Linked DNA regions of Mus musculus: regions 1 and 3 are each linked to region 2. A link is a loop called in an ENCODE intact Hi-C map of the cell type or tissue named here. Cell type or tissue: left cerebral cortex. All regions are shown on one strand.

Region 1 (8,000 bases), 220 kb after region 2:
CAGAGGACACAGACGAATACAATCATTGGTGTGGCCTTCTTAAGGTCAATCAACTCCCCCGTTTCCCTACTCTTCCCCCTCCCTTCAAAAATATCTCAACACCCATATTCAGCTTGAAGAAGTTATGAAGAGTCATCATCCCAGTTCCCTAAGCTTTGGGGCTGGGGGTGGGTATTATAGGTTGTCTTTGATACTAAAAATTTTGAAGTACAGGGCTTGGACCCAGTCCTTTTATTGCTGTTATTATAAACAGATCTGAGATGTTTAAGCCTGTGAGTTAAGGGCCAAATAGGAAATTTATAGCTCTGAGTTTATTGTTAGGGTGTTTTCAGTTATTTTAATTAGAAATGGCTGGGAGTAGTTAACAGAGAACAGTCTAGATTACCTCACATAGATAATTGATTTTCAAAAATGTCAGAAGTCCACAGAATGTGACGTTTAATAATTACTTATTCACTTGTTGTTGAGACTAGTCTGCTCCTGGCAGCTTTCCCTGTCTTGGATTCAAAGAAGAAAATGAGCATCTGTGAGTTACTCCAGTTGTAGTGAAACAGCCACTAGGCAAGAATTGCCTCATTTCATCTACAGACATAATACTGTCCAAAGAAAGGACACAATTACAGGTCAAGACAGCTTGATTCTGCTGAGACATAGTAGGCTAGTCTCTAATATTCCTGTTTCTCTAAGTCTGTCAGATGACCCTGGCCAGTAGGCTGAAGACCGATGCTCCAATGTGTTGAAGTAAGGGACTGTCCAGGTGATCAGCGGTCTCTATAAATTGGTTAAGTTTTGGAAGCTGTGTTAGGCTTCCTATATATTTTCAGTTATATCCATCGTTCTTGGATTTCTGATGGGGTTGAAGATGTGGATGATGGTAGTGTAGTGGTAGATTGGCCCAATTGAGGCACACAGCATGTATACATATTAACTGAGTCGTGTTTTCATTGCCAGGGCACATTTGGGTTGGAGATTTACCGCGACAGATCTTTATCCCAGATGTCTTCAGTGACAGCCATCACTGACCTCCATGTTGGCTGCTTATGATTAGGGTCATAAATCAGCACAGTGCAATCTGACCAACCGGCAGTTCCAGATGTCTAATGCAGAGTGACTTTAGTTGGTTGACATCAAGGTGTGGGCATGTCTCCATTAATTGTGGGTTCTCTTGGGGAGAATCATTTACTTCTGGTTTTCAAGATTTTAATTGTCTGTGTGTGTATTTGTGTACATGTTCGTACATGTATGTACACATGTGTGTACATGCATGTGGAGGCCAGAAGTCAACAATGAGTACCTTCTTCTATAACTGTCCATTGGATTTTCTAGGACAGGGTCCCTCTCTGAAGCTGGAGCTCACCAATTTGAGTAGAATGACTGGTCATCAAGACCCAGAGACCTTCTGTCTTTCCCTTCCCAGCTCAGGAATCATGTATGTAACCTATTTTTTTTTTTAAAGTGAATTCATGGGGCTTTGAACTCAGATTCTCATGCTTGCATAGCAAACACGTTACCCAGCAAGCCATCTCTCTAGCCCCTGCCTTTCAAGTTTCCAGGGCTTGTTCACGTTCTTCAACTCCTGGCCCCTTCCAGATCAAATAATCACAACTCTGAACATAAGATGGTGACTTTTTGTTGTTGTTGTTTGTTTTGTTTTTTGGTTCTGCTCTACCTCCTCATCCAGGACCCTGTGATTACACTGGATTTATCCATGTGACCCAGGGTCATCTCTCTTCTCAAGGTCACCTTTATCACAACTCCAAACCTCCTTGGTGACTTTTGAAGCAGGACAGACATTTTAGGGGGACTGGCGACCCCGGAAGGCCTGTGTAAATCAACAAACCACGGTCAACACACCATTTCCTCTATGATTTCATTTTACTTGCTTGTCTGTCGATTGCATCAAAGACCTTAGAGTGCTAGGGGCAGATCCTTAAACACAATACACTTTAAAATAAATTAATAAGGTCTAAGGAGATTGCTCAATGGGAAAAATGGTTACCACAACAGCATGGAGTCTTGAGCTCAGATCCCTTGAACCGATGGTGAATGAAGCACGTGTCTGTGATCTCAGTGCATGTATGGGAACACATATCTGTAATCTCAGTGCGTGTATGGTAACATGTGTCTGTAATTTCAGTGTGTGTGTGGTAGCATGTGTCTATAATCTCAATGCATGTATGATAGCATTTTTTTGTTGTTTTTTTGTTTTTTGTTTTGTTGTTGTTGTTGTTGTTGTTTTCCAAAACAGGTTTCCTCTGTGTAGCCCTGGCTGGCCTGGGACTTGCTTTGTAGATCAGGCTCACCTAGAACTCACAGAGACCCACCTGCCTCTACCCCTTGAGTGCTGGGATTAAAAGCATGTACCACCAAACCTGGCTGGTAGCATGCGTCTGTAATCTCATTATATGTATGATAAGATTGGAAGCAGAGAGAAGGGAACCTCCAAAGCTCGTGTGTCAGGTAGTCTAGATTATGCAGGAGCAAACCTGAGACCCTGTCCTAAGCAAAGCAAAAAGTAAGGGCTAACACTCGAGGTGTCCTCTGACCTTCACGTGTATGCACTGTGGTGCATGGGTGCTCACACTCATTCCCCCCCTCTCTCTCTCTCCCCATCTCCCCCTCCTCCCTCTCCCTCCCCCCCCCCTCTCTCACACACACACAGATTCATATGTGTGCCATTTCCCACTCCCAAATAAACTACATGATGGGCCGTCTCCCATGATTTCTATTTTGATCCTCTAGAAGAGCTGATGCAGTCCAGCACTTCAGTTGCCAATGCTCATCACAGATGCTGCCTTTGTGCTTAATACAGACACCAGCAAGGAGGAGCGCAGGCATCACCTACCTGCAAGAGTCACTGCAGCCCCGCTGAGCACAGCTGGACTTGGAGGCTCAGTACACAGCAGCCAGTGCTTGTCTCATTATGTTCTCCATCTTCCATACGATTCCTGCACCTAGGGGTGAAGATAAATTTTAAAAGAGCAATTTATTATTAGCCTTTGAAACCAAACCCCGGCTTGGTACTTAATCATTTTAATTAAAATTCATCTTGCTTTACTTTGGTTTTGTTTTTTAAAGTGACAGCATTGTGTGTATCTAAAGTGTACATGATAACTCCTGATTACATTGTCCACTTTCCAGGAGATTTCTTTCATATATATATTCATATATATATATTTATTATTGATGCTTGTTTATTGCATATGATGATGGGTGTCATAAAAACTAACCCTACAGATTTCACCAGAAGCCTCTTAGAATAAGAACCCAAAATCAATATATAAAAATTAGTAGAATTCCTATATCCTTGGGAAAAATGTGTTGAGGAGGGTATCAGGTACTGTTCCACTCATAGCATCAAAGAAGTATCTTACTAGGGGTGTGAGAGTTATCTACACTGAAAAATATAAGACACTGAAGAAATCAAAGACCATTGTAGAAGATGGAAAGACCTCCCATGTTTGTGGATCGTCAGAGTCAGTATTGTGAAGATGGCTCTATCACCAGCTGTGACCTACAGATTCAGTGTACTATCAAAATCCCAATGGAGTCCTTCACAGAAATAGAAAAAGCAATCCTAAAAATCACCTAGAAGAACAAAACATCCCGAAGAGCCAGCACACTGTGGAACAAATACAGCAGTATTGGAGGTGTTAAAGTACAGAGACAGAGAAACAGAGACAGCGCAGTGCAGACGCAGATTTGTGTAGATTGATGGTAGAAAACTGAGAGCCTAGAAACAAACCCACCCAGCTACAGCCACTTTATGTTTGGCACAGATGTGAAGAAAACCCGCTGGAGAAAACACAGCCTCTTCTGCCAGTAGAGACTGGGAAACTGGCAGTGCACACACAGAAGGATGAAACTAGATCCCTGTCTTTCATCTTGCACAGGAGTGAACTCAAAACGCATCAGTAATCTTAGTGTAACACCCGGAGATATGAAATCGGTGGGAGAAAATATAAGGAAAGCTGTAAGCTAACAGGCGTGGGTGACACCTACTGAGAAGGATCCAGATGGCTCAGGAACAAAGCTAAGGACTGAGAATGGACTTACATAAAATTAAAAATCTTCTGCACAGTGAATGAGCCAATATACCAGAAAGACAACCTAATGAATGGATAGAAGGAACACTAGTTATATACTAGACAGTGGACTTGCTGGGTCTGGCATGACCATGGTAGGGGACAAAGCCAGGATGCACGGGTCTCCACGTGTAGCAGTGCATGTGTATTGGTGTGTGCTGTTGGTATAAGGCTTGTTTGTATAACACCGTAACTATTTTTATGTTCTACCTTCAAGGACTGTTTTTCCTGTTAATTACTCCATGATGAACAGTCTGGGGGATGGAGGTGTGGCTAATGCCTCAGCAAAATGGTAAACACTGGGACCTTTAAGACAGCCCTTAGGGCTGTGGGAAAGAACTCTAAAAATCATGAGTTTAAAAATATATAATTTCTCAACTATGCAAAGAATGAGGGTACAATATGAGTTATGAGGGGCTTCACGAGTCTAAAGGAACAAAGTTGCGCTGTGAGCCAACTTGTCAGAAAGATAATAAAGAAGAAAAATAGAGATTTAGGGAATGGAGATAACAGGAGATCCTACCCACCTAAGTTTTTTATGCTTACCAAGGCAGACAGATTCTTGAATTCAGGGTCAGCCTGGGACAGAGCAAGATTAGGTCTAAGGGTGGTAGACATGGTAATTTCAGGGCAGGGTTCCACCCAGCTAGTTTATTGTCTGTGCTTAACAGGCAGGCAAATCTCTGAATTCCTTTTCACTTTTTTTTTTTTTTTTTTTTTTAATGTGTGTGCTGACTCCTGTGAATCAAAGGGTTGGGGTCACAGGAAGCTGAGTCATAGGATAATCAAAAGGGAACCTGAGATCAATGGCTGGATTGATATATAAAATAAAAGACTGGGCTTATGATCTGCAAGAGATTAATTATCCAGAGAATTTTTTAGAATAGCAAGAGAGAACTGCTTGGAGAACTGAAATCAATCAGGAAATAGAGAGATCTGTGTGGAGACCTCCAGAGAAAGCAGAACACAGCCAGCCGCCTAGAAAGCTGTCTCCAGCAGAATGTAGGCCACTAGCTTGGACCCATGATTTTTTTGACTTCATGGCGTTTGTTTTTGCTGCTCCCAGACACCCCTTCTTTCAGAGCTCCTCTCCAAGCTGAGACTGGACTTTGGCATGGGCTAATCTACCACATAAAAAGAATACCAAACACCAAACAATTCTACCAGTAAGGGTGCAAATGAAATGAGAGGTTCTTAAGATGGAATGCAAAGGCCTAAGGTGAAATGCCTAATACACATATGAAAACACATTTAATCCGTTTATCCATCAGAGCAGTGAAACTTAAAACACCATTGAGCTTCCAATTGACTTCAGTCAGAATGGCTCTCATCAAGAAAACAAATAACAGATGGTTCAGGGATTTCGGAGAAAGGAAACCCTTAAACGTGACTGGTCAGACCACGGTGGAAACCAGCATGGGAATTTCTCAAAAATCTAAAAATAGAATATGACCTAGCTATACCACTCCTGGTATATGCAGGAAGACTCTAAAATTATCATAGAAAAAGCTTTTCATAATCTATGTTTATAATCTGCTTTATAATAGTCAAGTTATGAATCAACCTAAGTGTCTATGAATAGATGTATGGATTAAGAAACTGTAATGAATATATATATGATGGAGTGTAATTCAGGCACAAAGAACAAAATTGCGTCATTTTCAGGTCTATAGATGCAGCTGGGGATTGTATTGAGCATAAGAAGACGCAGGAGGGTAATTATGCTTCCTCACATTGGTGGGACCCCAACCTTATGCAGATAGACAGTCATGTGTATATGCAGAACTTGGAAATAGAAGCAAGATTTTATGGAGAGTAATGGATGGAAATAGTAGGAAGAGGGACGGGGGGGGGGCTAGTTCATGATACACTTGTATGGAAATGCATTTATAAAACTTGTGTATATGTCAACAAGTTCATATTTGAAGAAGAAACAGACATTTAATTCCAAAACCTCAGAGGTTATATAGTCATGGCGGACACTGCTCTAGCCACTGAGCCACACATTTGCCTTGTTACTTTTGCTGCTGGGTTGTGCAAAATTTCCCATGGATGCTCTAGTCATGCATGCATGTGCACACATGTGCTTTCCCTCTGTGTTCTCAGGGCTTGGGAGTTTAGTTATTTGTGTCTATTGGGGGCAGTCCCTATCTTGCTGATGAATGCCACTGGTGCAGAATCATGGATTAGGAGGGAGATGATATGTAAATTCCTGGAGGGCTGTGATAGATGAAGAAACACTTCCTGATCAGCCATCTCTCCCAAACCATCCTGGCTATGCTAAGCAAGCTCCTAAATAGACTTAAAAGCTGCAAGACGTCTGAAGATGTCTCATCAATGCCATTGCTCACTAGTGGGTAATCAATGTTACTCTGGCTGTCCATGATGGTGATAGAACTGTCCCAAAATACTGAAGTCTGTCTCATGTCACTCTTGGTTCATTCTCCCCCCCCCAACCCCCCCCCCCCAAGTAAGTTGATGAGCAACAGGGTGGATGCCACTTGGCAAGAATCCAAAGAAGGCAGCTACTTTCTCATTGTGTTTATAAGGTATGTTTATAGTTGATAAGTGACAGATGCTCCAGGGGCCATTAGACACAGGCAGTAAGCTTGTCTCTATGACATGGCAAGCCTCACAGGCAGACATGAGAACATGGCAACCTTGGAACACCGAGGAACTTTCATTTGGGTCCTGACGAGTACAGAAGCATGCATTCGAAGCTGCTTTTATCATTGGGGGAGACTTCTCCACACCCCTGCAAATCTCTGTCCACTCTTTCTACCTAATTTCTACCTCTCCTGTATGTCCTTAGCTTACCATTTGGCTAAATGTCAAAGCCCGTCTTGTGAGTATTGATTTTGCATTCACCTTAATGGCTTTCCTAGGATGATGTAGAGAGAAAAATACAATGCAGAGAGCCATAAATGCTGGGAATATTGTGGTGGGGAAGTGTCTTCCAACCAGCTCTCCACATGTATGTAGAGCTAATATAGGGGCTCAGATAAATGAGACCATGGTCTATCTGTATTTCTCCAAATGATATTTTTAAATCATAGATGTGCCATGGCTATTTTGCTAAGCAAAAATTATTAATCATTAAACAAGTATCTGTTAAACATGCACTTGTCAGTTTATCAATGAAATGTTTTAATAAGAATTTGATAAGCACCTTAAGTACATTGTAGTGCTTTGAATGAGAATGGCCCTCAAAGACTCATATGTTTGAATGCTTGGTCCCCAGATAGTGGAACTGTTTTAGAAGGATTAGGAGGTGTGGCTTTGCTGGAAGAGATGTGTCCCTGGTGGTCTGCTTTGAGGTTTCAAAAGACCATACCATTCTCAGTTGGCTTTTGTTCCCTCCCTCCCTCCCTCCCTCCCTCCCTCCCTCCCTCCCTCCCTCCCTCCCTCCCTTCCTTCCTCTCTCTCTCTGACTCTCTCTCTCTGTCTCTGTCTCTGTCTCTCTCTGTGTCTCTCTGTCTTTCTCCTCTCTCTCTCTCTGTTACGGTTGTTGTTTCACACTATGAGCTCTCAGCCATGGCTACAATGTTATCCCTTTCTGCCTACACCAAGCTCCCTGACATGATAATCATGGACTCATCCCCTGAAGCTCTAAGCAAGCCCCAATTAAGATGCTTTTCCTTTATAAGTTGCCTTGGCTATGATTTATCTTCACAGCAAAAGAATGGTAACTAAGACATGTATTGCCTTAATTTACTTAGAAAATAGTTTATTTTTTAGAAATTTAAAAATATCTTGTGTGTGTGCATGTGCTGTGTGTATGTATGTGGGAATCTATGTATGTAGCGGTCAGAGGGATGCTGGCATTCTCTAACACTGTCTGCAGTAGTCCCTTGTGTCAAGGCCTCTCACAGAACCTGGGGCCATTTGTTTCTTGGCTAGGATGATGTCTTAGTT
Region 2 (8,000 bases):
GCTCTACATCTTGATCTCAAGGCAGACAGGTGGAGACTGTCTTCTACAGGCAGCCAAGAAGAGGCGCTGGATCTTACTGGGCAGACTTGGGCATATATATGAAACCTCAAAGCCCTGCCTCCACAGCGACACACTTCCTCTGACAAGGCTATAACCTCCTCCAATAAGGCCACACCTCCTCATAGTGCCACTTCCCACAGGCCAAGCAAATGCAGATCAGCACACATGTCCAGCTCCTGGACTGGGTACTCTTTTACCTTTACTTTAATATCCTTCTGCAGGATGCCGTCCTCTCCTTTCCCTTCAAGTTAGTTCAGAGTACTCAGAAACGCCATGTTTTCTTGCCTCGTCCTCTTTGGGTTTGTCATCCTAACCTTTTTAATATGCTAGAATGATCCTGTTTAAGGTAAGTTTTCTAAGGGCTAGAGAGATGGCTTAGTGATTAAGAGAACTTACTGCTCTTGCAGAGGACCCGGATTTGGCTCTCAGCACCCATATTGAATGATTAACAACCCCCTGTAACTGTAAGAGATCCAGTACCCTCTTCCGGAGCCTCTGAGTACCTGCACTCACACATGTATCTGTATCCATGCATGCATGCATGCATGCGTGCGTGCATACATTCACACACATAAAAAAAGCACCTGCTGCTCTTCCAGAGGATCTGAGCTCAGTTTCCAGCACCGACGCCAGGCGTCTCATGACTTTCTGTATCGAAAGTTCCATAGGATCTGATACCCTCGTCCAAGGCCCTACTTCGAAGGACGCTAAACTCATGTGCACATACACATAAACAATATATGCATGATTGAAAAATCATAAAAAATAAATCTTAGAAAGTAGAATAAGAGGCTGGATAAGCTCAGGGGTTAAGAGCACTTGTTTTTGCAGAGGTAGGCTCGATTCCCACCACTCATGCGGTGACTCGCAACCATCTGCAACTTCAGTTTTAGGGAATCTGATGCCCTCCTTTGAGCTTTTTGAGCACCAGGCATACATGTGGCACACAGATGCATATTTGAGGAAAACACTCATACACATAAAATAATGTAAATAAATCCTAAAAATCATATATATCAGGAGAATTATTAAAATGGTACAAACATTCCCCACATAGCATAGACTTGGTTTTCTGTGTCATCGACATTTAGATGAGAGTAGTGTATTGTTTGTGCAGACAGTTCTCCAGCACCGAGACGAATACCATGAAGTACCCTCCAGTCTTTATTCAGGGGTCTTCAGTTGTTGCCTGATGTGTGTTTTCAGTTCCTAGACCATGGGCCATTCAGCTGCATGTCACCTCTGGCTCCTCCTGGTTGGGGCAATGTCTCTAATTTTCCCTTTTTTGATGACCTTGACATTGTTGAGAATTACTGGTCAGGTATTTTGGGAATGTCCCTGAGAGGCGGGTGGCAGGGTGTCTCCTCAGGGCTGGAGTTATGAGTTTTTGTGAGATCCCAGAGGCAGAGGACTGCTCTCATTATGTGGTACTCTTGATGCTTGACATGATTAATGGCTGTCGAGCTGACCTTGGCCACCCGGCTGAGGTCGCGTGGGTCAGGGTTCCCCTCCCCCGCCCATGTTGGGTTTCTCTTTTCCTTCTCATTCTGTCCTTGTGAGAGGGAAGCCATTGTGAGCATCGCTCACGTAAAGAACAGGGCCTGTGCTTCAGCTGTTTGAGAACAAACATCTGCATTAACATCTGGGATCTGTTCTATCGTCCTTTATTTTTAAAGGGTTATTTACTTTATGTGTGTAAGTGTTTTTCCTGCATGAATGCATGTGCACCGTGTGTGTGTGTGTGTGTGTGTGTGTGTGTGTATTGGTAGCAGAACCCAGAAGAGGGTGCCCAGATACCTTGGAGTTAGAGTTATGAACAGTTGTAAGCCAGCGGGTACTAGGAATCGAACCCAGGTTTTCTGCAAGAACAGCCAGGGTGCTTAACCACTGAGCCATCTCTCTAGCCCACTTTCTCTAATTCTTTAGATAATCGTTTGCTTGCATTAGTCTTTATCTGCAGATATTTTTTTTTCTATTTCTAAAAGTAAGCTCTTATCTGTTTGACACGGGATTTCATTCTATGGCTCTATGGCCCAGGCTAGCCTCTACTCGCAGCCTCTACTCACAGCCTCCCAGGTACTAAACTCACAGTCACGAGTCAATCATGCCAAGGTGAGAGGCAGTCTTTGAGGGATGTTTTAGTTGGCTCCTGTGTATGTTTATCAATATGCTTGCCAGTTTACTAGTAGCATATAGGTATGCGTGTGTTTGTGTGCATTAGTGTGTGTGTGTACACATATGCACATGCACATCAATAAATATGTAAAACATTCCATGGCTATCTAGTCAAATTTTTAAACTACATTATCATATATCAGAGGCAAACGCCCTAGCACGGAGCCATAGCTCCAAGCCTTCTCGCCCACTGGGCACTGCAAAATGTTGCTCCCTAATCTTGGTCCAGTCTTAGAATCTCTTCTATCTTTCCAAACTGGCAAGGTGTGGCATATATATAATTCCAACAAGCTAAACATGAGTTACATGGTGAGTCTGAGGCCAACCTGGGACATGTGAGACCATGTCTTAAATAACTAAAAACCAAATCAAATCAAAGGCCATCCAGATATCTGGTAGAACATTATGTCCAGGTGTGTCTGTGAGTATGTTTCCAGAAGGGATTGGTCTTTGAATCATTGAAGAGAGACAGGAAGATACCTTCTTCCTTATCCAGTAATGACAGGCCCCATTCAATTTACTAAGAGCTCAGAGAAAACCAAACCAAATTAAACCAAACCATACCATGAGTGTTTTGTCTGTTCTTTTGAGCTTGGATATATTCTCCTGTTAGTAGACTTCAGAACCCTGTTTCTCTGGCTTTTGGACTCTAAGGCTTACACCAGCAACATCTCCGAGGTCCTTAGCTATCAGCCTTGGACCAAGAGTTGCAAGATTTGCTTCCAAGATTCTGGTGACTAAGCACTGGACTGTGTAGAGAAATTTTAATCCAGCAACATGGCTGTTCTGATCACATCCAAAGACCTAGGTCTGTGTGATCCTGTGGGGATGCAGACATACCCTTAGTGCACATCTTTTATCCCTCTGGTTGGAATCCTTTAGCACATACCTTTAATTCCAAACAATGACTTCTAATTGAGGGGCAGACAAAGAGAAAGATTTGACACGCTGAGCCAGAGATAGAATACGCCCATCACTCGGGAGAAAATCTATCTAAGAGCAGCACAGGGCGAGAGGATGCAGTCAGCGAGCTGGGGGTTGAGTCAGTTGGGAGTCAGTGCGGTGAGTGGTGAGCACAGCAGAGGGGCTGATGAGTTCCTCCTGAGTCCATGCAGTGCACTGCAGGTCAGCAGAGGCGGCTGAAGCCAGAGAAGGAGAAGGAGCCAGGGGATTAGAACAAATTGCCAGTTGTTTGAGGCAAAGCAGAGCAGTTCACTGAGAGAAGCCAGACCGAATCAGTCAGCTTGGAGAGGAGCTTTGCAAAATTCAAAACAGCTGAGTTGAACCAGCCAGCCAGGGTTCAGAAAGAACTAGAAAGGGTGAGCTTATTCAGCAGTAAATCTCTGAGACAGCAATTGCATCTGGAGATAAAAGTTACTTTTATAGGACTGAGCCATGCTTCTGGCTCTCTATCTTGTAGACTGCCTGTCGTAGATTATTCCATATACTGTCTATATATTAATCTATTTATCAATGTATCTATGTATGTATGTATGAATGTATGTATGTATGTATGTATGTATGTATGTATCTATCTATCTATCTATCTATCTATCTATCTATCTATCTATCTATCATCTATGCAATCATCTATGTATCTATCATAATATATCATCTATGTATGTATGTATATATGTATGTATGTATGTATCTATTATCTATGCAATCATCTATGTATCTATCATAGTATATCATCTATGTATGTATGTATGTATGTATGTATGCATGTATGTATGTATGTATGTATCTATCTATCATCTATCTATCTATCTATCATCTGTTCAGTGGTCTATCTATCATCTATCTGTTTATTATCTATCCAATTATCTATCTATCTATCTATCTATCTATCTATCTATCTATCTATCATCTATCTATAGTCATCATCTATCTATAATCTATAATCATCATTTATCTATAATCTATCAATCTACTATCTATCTATCATCTCTATATCTATGCATCTGTTTATTCAAGTATCTTATTCACCATAATCACCATGATCATTATCATTGATCTGTTCCCACAGAGGTTCTCACACATACTTCTATCCTTTAATAAGCTTCATTATTCATAGGGATTCCTAGATGTTTCCAGAAGTTTTGGAGAGGCTGACTTGACTGAGAGCAACTTGTCTGCAAAAGCATAACCTCCTACTCTGAGACCCGGGTTCCACTCAAGTGTCAGGATTTCGGAAGCAGGGCAGGGTTGCACTGAACCAAGTTTCTCTGGGTAATAGAGGCCTAGGGAAAAGCACCAGCTACCACATAGCAGGGCAAGTCGATTTGCATCAAAATCAGACCTTCCTAAAACTTTCCAGCCCTTCAGCTGCAGGAGCGAGTCTGAATTTTTACTGTCTAACTCAGAGCTAGTTCATTGCTAAATGGGTCCACTTGGACACATCCAGAGGAACACTGTGTGTAGAGGAGGCAGAGAGTGCTTTGTGCTCACATCTGTGCGGTGGCGAGTGATTCATCTGCCAGCCCCATGCTGGCCTCCTCCACATCCCCGGAAACCATTCATGAAGTTCTCAGAACAGCAGTACCTTAAAGGGCCTGCCTGTGTTTCTGTAGGACTGGTAAGTGGTTCTCCACTCAGAGGAGGCCTGAAGGGAACACTCGGGCACCCCTTTGAAAGGGGTCAGGACTGGGTGATTAACTGCTCACAGCCAATGTGGATGCCAGGGTGACAGTGGGATACAGGATGGGTCAGGTCCCTCTCCCTGCTGGTGGAAGGGAAATTGTTGTATTCTAGAATCCCTACACCATGAAATGTGAACACAGGCTGAGTGACCCTTGCTAAATTGAATGGTGCAACCGTGCCCTGACAACTCTGTGAAGAAGCAGCAACCTCCTGTTATTCTGAGAGAGGCTGCCCTGAGGATTAGGGAACATTTACATTCACAGCTGGCTCTAATTCCTCTGAAACAGACGATTTTCCAAAGAGCCTTTTGACTGTTTAAAACTGCTACCCGGCAAGACATTTGGGTAATTGGGCTATGTTGGTCTCCTGTCACCTTTATATATATTGATGGTCATGTAGCCTTAAAAGACCTTGTTCCCCTTTAATTGGGATTTCCATGTGGGAGGGGCCTATGTGAACCTTAAAGGGCCAGTGTGGAGAAAGAAGGATACCTTTGGTTCTCTCTTCCCCTGTTTTAGTGCGGGCATTTGGACTGTAAAGAAGAGAAACAGACTTGTGATGTATTTAGAAAAAAATAAAAGAGAGACACTAAATGGTGCCTTCTGGTAAAAATCAGGAAACTGAGAGTGGTATTTAATGGAGAGTTCCTACTGAAGAGTCCTGTCCAGAGAACACCGGCTGGAGGTGGCAAAGCCCCGGGAACTCCGGAAGTTATGCCGGAAGTTATGCAGTTTCCTCAGGCTCCCTCCGCTCCCTGCTCCTCCTCCTCATTCTTTCTCTCGTCCAGTTTTCAAGGTATTCTATGCACCTGCCACAGAACGCTGTTCCTGTGTTTGCAGTTTTTTTCCACCTCATTTTGAGTCACCACATGCTCTGACTGGTAATGTCTGGATGACAATTCCAGACTCCTGAGACAATCTGGTCTAGATTGACATTCACCGTCTTGGGAAGAGGAAGGTGGGTGGGCTCTTCTCAGAGAAAAGCAATGTTCTCTGGGAAGCAAAACTGTCTGTGGTAACAAAGGGAACTAACTGGGAGGGGAGGGTAGAGAGGGGAAAGACGATCAATGTACAATAAATATACTTGTATAAAAATGTCGGGTGCCATGTAGGTGCTGCCTACATGGACGGACTATGTTATTCCTAGAAATCATCGGTTTTTAAATAAAAGTTTTGTGCTAGCTGTGGAATACCCCCTTGTGAGTTGTTGGCCAGAGAGGTCCAAGAGGTTCCAAAACAATACAGGGTACTGCCATTGCTCTTGGCTGCTCGTCAGAACTAGATGGTAAAACCCTCTTGTTGAAGATCCCACACCCAGAGAAATCTGACCTTAACTCAGCTGCCTAGCATGCTGGTGTCTAAGGGTACTGTGTAGCCTGCTGGAGGAGATGATTTACTTAGCTGTGGACACTCATGGCTACAGCTGTGACCTCACTGGCAGGATACGCCCACTAGTACAATAATGGCATGGTTGTTTAGGGTGTATCCAACTACTTTCTGATTGGATATGAGGACCCGATATATAATTGTTTCTGTAAGCCCACTCAGACTCGATATGGTTCAGAGGCCACAGTGGGGAACCTGCTACTCTTGGTTTGCAAAAATGGACACACTATCAAACTGCCTTCTAAATGTTTATATCTGTACCCATAGATAGTCCTGCTTCCAGCCTTGGAAGAGATGCTTCCTTCTGCAGTGGGTGGAAGTCAATGCAGAGGTTTCTATTTGGCAAATGTGCCAAGAATAAGTGGCTGTTGAGTGCTCACCAGTGTCACCCGTTGAAGGTTCAGGGACCGGTGTAGGAGAGAGGACAGAAAGAAAGCAAGGGTCGGGGGATGGGAGCATTGCTGTAGAACACTGCCATCCAGACAGGACGTGGTCACTTAGGTCACGCACACTAGCAACGATGCATTTTTTATACAAGTTTTGCACAAGACTGGGCCTGTCAACATCCCATCATGGATAGCCGAGGGACCCAGGAGGCCTCTGCCCTCCCTGGGGAGCTCTTCACAGTTCCTGGTTGCTGGAGGAGGGGGTGACATTTTCTTCAGTGATGTAGCCACTGGTGAGTTGCCCACGCTCCGGCAAACAGTTCTATACTCATGCTCCCGCAGGCAACCCTAATTAAACTCAATGGATTTAAAAATAAATCAGAAAACAAAGAGTAAATAATGTAGCCTGACATCCTGGTTTACAGAGAATTAAAGCATGCTACTTGCAGAGTTTCACAATGCTAAGAAAAGAGAAGAAAATGTCAGGTTGGTGAGACGGGTCACTCAGTAGGTAAAGGTGTTGTCAAGCCTGAGTACCTAAATTTAATCCCCAGAACCCACGTGATAGACACAGAGACCTCCTGATAATTGTCTTATGGCTTCTACACAAATGCTGCAGAGTGTAAACATAGAGTCATACAATAAAGAAATAAGCAAATAAATAAACAGGCCGCATTATATAACAGTACTATGTACAATGAATACCACAATGAAAATTTTAAAAAGAAACATTTTAATCTAAAAAAAAAGCAAAACAAACAAATAAAACGACAAAAGCCATAGGGATTTGCTCTTTAAACATAGGGACCGTCACACCCATCTCCCTGTGCAGATGGGGAAACTGAGGCTTACCAGTCTTTTCTAGTTGAATGGAGATTGTTAAGAGGGAATGATTTTATTTTGCATGAAAACTAGTGATATTTTTCAAGTTACAGCCTCTTAAGAAGAAATAGAGTTATCATTCATTAACTGGAACATGTTGCTTAACCGAAATCTTTTTTACTATGTAATCTGGTCTAAAGGAAACACCCTCAAAATAAAAAAGGCGAGTAAGTGAGAGTGAAATTTTGGTACCAGAAGAGAGTGATTTCCTAAAACAATCCAGGACAGTTATGTAAAGTTCTTTGGATATTTTTGCATCTTAAAAAAATTGAATTCAAGAAATGAACAAGAAGGAAATAAAAAGCCACAGGAAAGTAAAAAATGCCCCAGTGGCCAGAGGTTCTGGGCGTCCTCAGATTTTCATGAGCAGCCTGGTCCTTAGCATGTAGAATAGGCATGGATGCCCTGAGCCACTGGCAGGGTTCAGAGTCAGGGGGTGGGGGGAAGGAGCTGTGCATTCCAGTGGTCT
Region 3 (8,000 bases), 100 kb after region 2:
AGAAGTTGGGGCTAAGGATCAACCCTAGGGGCATCTTGTATCTTAATACTTGGAATTTCAGCATGAGCTTGCGGCACACATTCCCTTGGAGAACCTTAGGAGATCAGACTAAAGATGTAGGTCTGTCTGGATTCTGCAGAGGAAGAGCTCGAACGCCATTCCAAGAACGCACAGGACCATCTGGGAAGCTTAATCTGACCCAAGGACATGACTCAACCTCTAAACAATTTGCAACCAGTACGTACTAATCAGGAGGTCTGAGTGGCTGGTGGCTTCCACAGGGACGTTGTTTTGATTAGAGAATAGCTGCACTGTTCTCCTGCAGCTGAAGTCAAGAGAAGTCAACAAGGAATTTGGGAGTGTCCTGACCCCAAAGAATACTGAACCAGAAAGCCGGGGCCCTTAGTTTGGGTAGTATTGGCCACTCATTAAGGTCTTGGTCAGGTTCATGCAGCCAACTCCAAAGCCAAGCTCTGCTTCCCCGCTTCCCTTCCGTGGCTTCCGAAAAGGAAAATAAGTTGCCAGTCAGAGGCCAAGATGGCAGTGGAGTGCACAGGGGAGGAACATCAAAGAGGGAGAGGGTGCAGTACTCTCGGGGTGTGCATTTTAATTGTTACATTTAAGGGATACTGTTCACTATGATTGTTCCTGCCCCTGATTGGGATGGCTGCACAGCGTGAGAAGGCGAGCCCCAGTGGGTTCCGAGGCTCATCCTCTTGAGCAGAAGAAAAAAAAACAGGCGCCTCCTCCACACCCGCCCCGCCCAGGGCACAGAACTGCCCCCGGGCTTTTCTGGGCTCTCCAGGCTCGAGGGTTACGTGGGACAAGCTCCTGACCAGGCGCAGTTGGGGGACACTGGCTGGTCCTCTTAGCGTCAGATAGCAAACCGCGCAGATTCGCCGAGGTCCTTCCATCTCCACATCTGAGCTGGCAGCGCCACGTTCGGTTCAGAGAGTCTTGCGCAGGGCAGGGTGAGGGGACCCACAACTCCCTCTGCGGGTCCAGGTGGAGCTGGCGGCGAGCAGCCGCGGACCCCTGGCAGGTGCAGGCAGGTGAGCATCATCCTCTGGGTACACAAAGTGCGATTTCGGGGGGATCAAGTGACCTCAGACCTTGGCAGCCGGCAGCGCCGTGCGTCCCGCTCTGTCCGGGTGCGTTCAACGTCACACAGGCGCTGCTCCGCTGGGGTCAACGGACGCCTTTTCTGCTTTCCGGGGATCCACGGGATGAGCGGGCGAGCCAAAGCCATCTGCAGGCAGCACTCCTATAAATAGCGCGCGGGTGCCCTCTCGGCGCTGTCCCTCCGGCTGCACTGCACGCTGAGACACAAAGTTGTGCGCAGGGACGCGGGAACCCAGGGCAGTAGGCGCCCTGCACCTTAGAACTGCTTTTGGCGACGGGCACTCAGCTGCCGCCTACCTGCGTCGGAGTGACACCGGGCTTTGGGGGAATTTTTGACCAAGCGCAAGTGGAAGTCGCTAGCATCCTAGCCATGGACATAACCTGGCATTCTTCTCATCCCCGGAAACACCTCCTGCCTCTGTAATTTGTTCCTGCGCCAACCAGAGTCCCTCGGACAGGACCGACACCCGCACCGCTCGGCACTAGCCACCTTTGCTAGCGTTTACTCGCGGAGTCCCCTCTGTGTCTTCAGCTCTGTGCTTCACCAGGAGTGCTTGGGTTCGGGGTGAGAATTTATTTTGTTCTTTTGAGGTGTGACTGAGAGGGTCTGGAGACTTTTTAGATGTCAAGGGACAAGTGTGGGTGCCGTGGCCCCAGGCAAAACTGATTTGGGGGTGGAGGAGTTAGGGTAGGAGTTCTGCATGAGCTCCTTAAAGGACAAAGGTAACAGAGCCAGCCAGCCAGTTCGAAGGGAGACTTCAGTCCTGAGAATTGGTGGAAGTGCGCGCGCCGCTGCTGCCGCCGCCGCCGCTGTTCCTGCAGCGCTGTCGATCTAGCCACTGGCGTCTTCCCGAGCTCCCGGATCCCGGGGTAGCAGGCGCCGCCTGGGAGCAGAAGCGCCAGGCTGCCGCTTGCGCACGCGGCTCACCATGGGCTCCGCGCGCCGGGCGCTGTCCGTGGTACCAGCCGTTCTGCTGATTCTAGTGCTGCCTGTCTGGGCACAGAATGACACGGAACCGATCGTTCTGGAGGGCAAGTGTCTGGTGGTGTGCGACTCGAACCCAGCTACAGACTCCAAGGGATCATCATCTTCCCCTCTGGGGATATCGGTCCGGGCAGCAAACTCCAAGGTGGCTTTTTCGGCGGTTCGGAGCACCAACCACGAGCCATCTGAGATGAGCAACAAGACTCGCATCATTTACTTTGATCAGGTCAGACTCCCGAGGGATGCAGAGCGCATATGGGGATGGGTGGTCTCTGGGTATCGGGGGCTGCATGCCCAGATTCAGCTAATATGAATAGGATGTGGCGAGATCGTTTTATCAACTGACGGTATCAGTTTGAAACTCAGAGCTGCCTCCCTTCCCCAGCAACCACAGCCTCCATTCAGTCCCGTAGTCTTTGGCACAGGCCTGCGCGGTGGGTGGCTTGGGAGCGCAGAGGAAAGCACCTGGAGATACGACAAGTTTAACAGCAACAGGTCATCAGGGGCTGAAGGGAATACTGTCCCTGGATGCTGAGATCTATTGGTAGAGAAGTTGGGCCTCTGGCTCAGACTTATCAGCAGGTGCCCTGGAGGCGTTTCTGAGGGGGCCCTATTAGACAGTCTGAATTGTTTGACTTGTGTTTCCAGGTGGAGGCTCATCTCTCCACAAGGCTCTGGGGTTCCACAAGGTGCAGGGACCCTTCCAAGTAGACACAGATGATTAGGGGTGTGGTTCTGGGGGGGGGGGGGTCAGAGACCATCTCCAGATCTCTAGCTAGGGTGACTCCGCAGGGTCCAGGGTAGCTGGATTAACACCACCCTGCCTGGTAGAGATCAAAAGCCTTTCTCACTATTGCTCCACTCAGAAAAGTTGCCCAGGCAGGAGGAAAAAGGATGGAGTAATTGCATAGAGCTTGGGCAGGTAAGCGCTGGGGGCTGGGTTTCCCTTTCTGGTTCCCCCAGGGCATTGTAATTTGCTGAGAAAGCACAGATTTTGAGGTAGCAGCCAGGGGATGGGGCTGAAACTGATGAAAGCTGCAGCTTCTGCCCAGCTGCTCAGGGCTCTGTAGACAGGAGTGACGAGCAATCCCTGGGATTCAGCTTAGCAAAGCCCTGACTCCTGCATTTTGGTTCCAATCCCAACAGTACCAGGAGTCTGTCTTATGCCAAAGTCACACAGTTCACAGTTGTATGCCGAGTCCCGCAGGCGGGTTAAGCGGGGCTTCGGGACATGCCAGGAAAGACTCGGGGTGACGTTCGTGCTCTTGACTTAATTCTAAGTAAGACACTCGCCAGCTGGCTAGAGACAGAGATGTCTCCCTAGAGGCTTAGAATGGGATAGCTATAATTTTAAAAAAATGAATTAAGTAATCCCTTTAGAGATTTTGGTGCAGTGTTTAACAAAGTGATGGAGAGGGAGCCTAAGGCCAGCCTGGTCTGTGTTTTAGCGCATTATCTAAATGCTGAAGCCTCGTGGACATTGTGTTATCCTTGTCTGGGGCATTCTTTTCAATGTCCTTCCCACCAATTAGAACAGGAAAGGGGTTTTTCTTTTGTTCTGGGAGCCGTGCATCTTTGAGACAACAAGACACACTTAGTTATAAATCTTGACGTGCTTGGATGCTTCTATTACCCTGCAGAGTCCGCGGCTAGCTTCGTGTTTACTGATCAACAATAATTGGCACCTCTACTTTGTTAATAAAGGATGCCTCTTGTGTCCGAGTCTCCCAGTCTTGGCTAAGCACTTTACATTATTCTAACGTGCTTGGCAAAAAGATGTTTTGTCAGGCCATTGTGCACAGCTGGTGACGGGGCTTTAGAAAGTCCATCTGGTCACACGTCAGAGGGCAGAGAGCTGATACTTATGGTGAGAAGCTGGGATCTCACACCTCGCACAGATCTGTATTTCAAGGCAGGGCTGAGACCGGTGCATTTACCTAAGTGTTCTGACGTTCTGGCGTGCTGTAAAGAGGCAGGGTGCACTTTGAGGAAATGAAGCAGGAAGTACGAAATATGTTAATCTTGACAAGATGATGATGTTTGAGACAGATAACAGCAGACTGACTCTAATAAGCAGGAAATATATCTTTGGAGACACATCTGATTGTTATGGATTTATTTCTTGGTGAGACATGAAAGAAAGCTTCCTTGTTTTGTTTGGGCTCTTATGCTCTCCCAGGAAGGGACGTACCTCCGAGACACTGAGATTTGACTGAGAATGTACAGAAAATCAGAGTTAATGTCACAACCAGGCCACACACTGGAACACAAGGCACATTGTGGCTTTCTTAGAAACAACGGCTAACTTAACTTTTCACTTTAGACCCTTGAGCTTCAGATAGATTTCAGGTGGCTGATAGGAAGATAAAACAAGACACGGGAGAGCACGGAAAGGCCACCCGGTTTACTGTCCACATGTATGCCCTTCTCTTGGCACCCAGCCAGGGCTGATTCATTGCCAGTGTATGATATTAAGGCTTAGATGGCACATAAGCAAAAAAAAAAAAAAAAAAAGCCATCGGTCTGAGGACAGCTCTGGCAGAGGCTAGGGGAAGAACCTGGCTTTGCCATCTCTGTGGCCCCAACTTGTGGTGCCATGGACTAATGCCCCATGGTAGGGAGGATAACATGCCTCTGTGGTGTGTCCAGGGATTACTGCAGGATGCCGATTGGCTGGCTGGGTAACGTCCCTTCTGGACGTTGGGAAGGCGCATGGACTGTGGAGATGGAACCGAACAGCAGACATCTTCCCTCCGATTCTCAGTGAAAGCTAAGACAGACCTTCACATGGTACTCTGGTGATCCCAGACACCTCGGCCTGGAAACTGACACCTGAATGCAACACAGTCATTGTATTTATTTACCTTTTTCCCCTGTGCTATTTAAAAGGTAGAAGACGCTTCCAGTATGCACTTTTATTTCCAAGTCACTTAACAAGAAAGACATAGGATTAGCTGTTTTATTCTCTATTGTTTCTGAAGTTAGTTATTTAAAAAAAAAAAAAAAGGGAAGAAACAGGAGAGAGAAAAAAAAGAGAGAAGGGCCATATAAAGAAATGGGGAGGGGAGGAAGAAGAAGGGGAGGAGGGAGGGATTTATTGTACTCATGGGAGGAAACTACAATTTTCTGTTATTTGTTGCTTTTTATTGCAGATCCTGGTTAACGTGGGTAATTTTTTCACATTGGAATCTGTCTTTGTGGCACCGAGGAAAGGAATCTATAGTTTCAGTTTTCACGTAATTAAAGTCTACCAGAGCCAAACCATCCAGGTACATCCTCCCATTGAGTGCTCCTTGCCTCTGCAGGGTGTACTTGCATTGTAAAGATAGTTGTCTATCTTTTCTGTTTGTTTTCAAAGGCGTGTGATTTGCAATTTTTTTTCCTTTACAACATCCACTTGGGTGTGTGACAAAAGCGAGTAGAAAAATAAGCAACACAAGACAAAACAACAACAGCAACAACAAAACACAGTTTGGGAAAGTTTCACGACACAAATCTGTACAGGGGGTTGGTCTTTATCTCATGCTTGAACAAAAGTTACTCAAACTTATACGGAAAAAAAATCTTACAAAACTTTACAAATGAACATTAAATAAACAGAATAAGTACACTACCATCTAAAAATGGTGTGATGCAACAACAACAACAACAACAACACAGCTTGGCAACAACAAAGATTCCATGACAGGGATCTCTATGGAATATAGTACTTTTATCTCATGCCAAAATAAAAGTTACTCAGACTTATACAGAAAAAAAGTCTCGTAAAACTTTACAAATGAACGTTAAACAAACAAAACAGGCTTGCTATCATTTAAAAATTGTGGGTTGCAATTAACTATTGAAGCCACCAAACTACCAGGGAGCCAGCTACTTATGACGCTTTTGAGAAAGGCTGTGCGGAGCTTGGCGTGCTAGAGCTTATTTTTGGCTTCTACTTTTCTAGCAACTTCTCCCCAGTTGCATAGTTAGTGTAGTGCATGTTTATAGCGTTCTAGAATGTTACATTGAATACCTAGCATTTATATTATATTTTATGTCCCTATGATTAATAGATGGCACAGTCATCTGCCACTTTTATATCCCAGTGACTGGATCAACTGGCTGGCCTTAGGTTTCATCTACTCCATATTAATCCTAACCTAGAGAAAGGGAGTGTTTAGTGAACATATCTACTTCCCTGGAAACTGACATTTCAAATGACTTTCGTTGCTGTGCAAATTCCAGAAACCGAGACGCCTTCTCAGTTGCTGGGAGCAGCTGGTGCTATCTGACCATGTCAGGGTTAGGTCAACATTGGGAAGCTAGTGGACAACTTTGTTACCAAATAGTTTAAGCTGAGCATAAGAGGCTGGTCCAGTGGTTAGCTTTGTTTCCACACTGAGGGAAAGTCAGTTTTCCACATGATTAGATGGCTTTCTGGAGGGCATTATTTTTGTAGGAATATAAGGAAATTTTCATTGGAAAACATACACACACAGAAAAACACACACCCACACACTCACATACACACAAACACACATTAAATCTGACCCTGACATATGTCCAGTTTGAAAGAAAAGGAGAATATTTCTAAAATAGCAAATATTTGACCAGGTCATGCTTTGAACTGTTTCCTAGCACAGATTTCGATTTTAAAGGGAGCTTTTTTTGTGGGGGTGATTTTTCTTTCCAGGTTAACTTGATGTTAAATGGAAAACCAGTCATCTCTGCATTTGCTGGTGATAAAGATGTGACCCGTGAAGCCGCCACTAATGGAGTGCTCCTGTACCTGGACAAAGAAGATAAGGTCTACCTAAAACTGGAGAAAGGTAACTTGCTCGGTGGCTGGCAGTATTCCACGTTTTCTGGCTTTCTGGTGTTTCCTCTATAGAACCCGACTTCTCCGTGATGCCCAAGAGTGAGGGCGCCCACCCCGGGTTATCAGAAGAGCACTCTTGGATTGATGTCTCTTACTGTTTTGTTCATGGCTGACTATGGATTCTCTCTGAGAATTCTAGACCTGTCTGGACAGACACAAAGTTTCACAGATCATTTTCGTGTGTGTGCCAGTTTCCTTATATGTGGACTGGGACTCTAAAGCTGAAAAATCCCCGATCTGCTTACATGTTAACTGTCAGAAGCCGTCTCAAGGTTTGTCCTGTTTAGTTTCCTGCTGTTACAGCATTGGCTGCAGATGTGGGTTTTTTTTATTTCTTTGTTTTTGAAAGACAGGCTAATGGGTCTGAAAGTTAGAAAACTTGGAAGTTCTGACTTCAGTGGTTATAGTGGAACTGCCAAAGACATGTATACACGTGTGGATACATTGATTATTAATTATACTTTTTAAACAAATTATAATTACTTTTGAATTTGTTTGTTTTGTTCTCTTAAGGTAACTGGGATTGTATTTTAGTGACTGGCGTTGTGTTCTCTCTACCCATAAGGTAACAAATGTCTTGCCTCAAAATGTCCCTTAACTCTGAACTCACCCACATGACCTCCCTCCTGCCCCTAAAACGAATGCTCCATAGTTGTATTTTAATTATATATGTGAAAGAGTCATATTTTCCAAATTATATTTTCTAATAGGAAAAACAGATCATAATCTGACAAAGAAGAAGTTATTTACCCCAACTCTAATGCTCAGCGCCAAACCTTGGCAAAGTACCTCTCCTTGGTGGGAAATCGAATACTCTATCGCTCAACCTTAATTAACATGATTGATAATAGCTACTTTATTAAACCCATAAGGAATATTTTCTCCTTCACTATGACCACTTTATTAACTGGAGATAGTATGCCCTTATTTTTAATTGTATCTATTTTTCAAATCTCCTGTTGTGTTTGAAATATCATCTGGTTTTGCCTTAATTCCTTAACTTGTATATATTTATCTGTTCAGCTAATATTA

The links. A loop is a pair of places that touch in the nucleus more often than their neighbours do. Peaks named below come from ENCODE experiments on the same cell type or tissue, not always from the same donor. Only the 100,000 strongest peaks of a DNase experiment are listed, where the experiment ranks them.
Region 1: it touches region 2 in a loop (4-fold over the local background); 2 of 42 quality-filtered maps call a loop at or near these places.
Region 3: a loop joins it to region 2, with 8 times the contacts of the local background. A loop is called at or near these places in 2 of 42 quality-filtered maps.

Annotation. Positions count from the first base shown.
Region 1 is chr2:171,917,119-171,925,118 of GRCm38, reverse strand. No RefSeq gene overlaps it. Among named protein-coding and RNA genes, the nearest start is that of Gm40005, 41 kb to the left of the region's middle. In left cerebral cortex, no CTCF peak of the experiment used is centred here; a DNase peak (open chromatin) is centred at 3,955.
Region 2 is chr2:172,136,992-172,144,991 of GRCm38, reverse strand. No RefSeq gene overlaps it. Among named protein-coding and RNA genes, the nearest start is that of Gm35719, 15 kb to the left of the region's middle. In left cerebral cortex, a CTCF peak has its summit at 4,826; DNase peaks (open chromatin) are centred at 5,308, 5,748, 6,948, 7,760 and 1 more place; H3K27ac peaks cover 886 bases.
Region 3 is chr2:172,036,350-172,044,349 of GRCm38, reverse strand. Cbln4 (cerebellin 4 precursor protein) reads left to right here and starts at 884. Exons shown (of 3, transcript NM_175631.3): 1 at 884-2,333; 2 at 5,260-5,376; 3 at 6,783-8,000. The coding sequence starts at 2,052. The coding sequence ends at 6,980. In left cerebral cortex, CTCF peaks have their summits at 1,977 and 3,426; DNase peaks (open chromatin) are centred at 2,019, 2,478, 3,333, 4,514 and 2 more places; H3K4me3 peaks cover 3,591 bases; H3K27ac peaks cover 1,151 bases.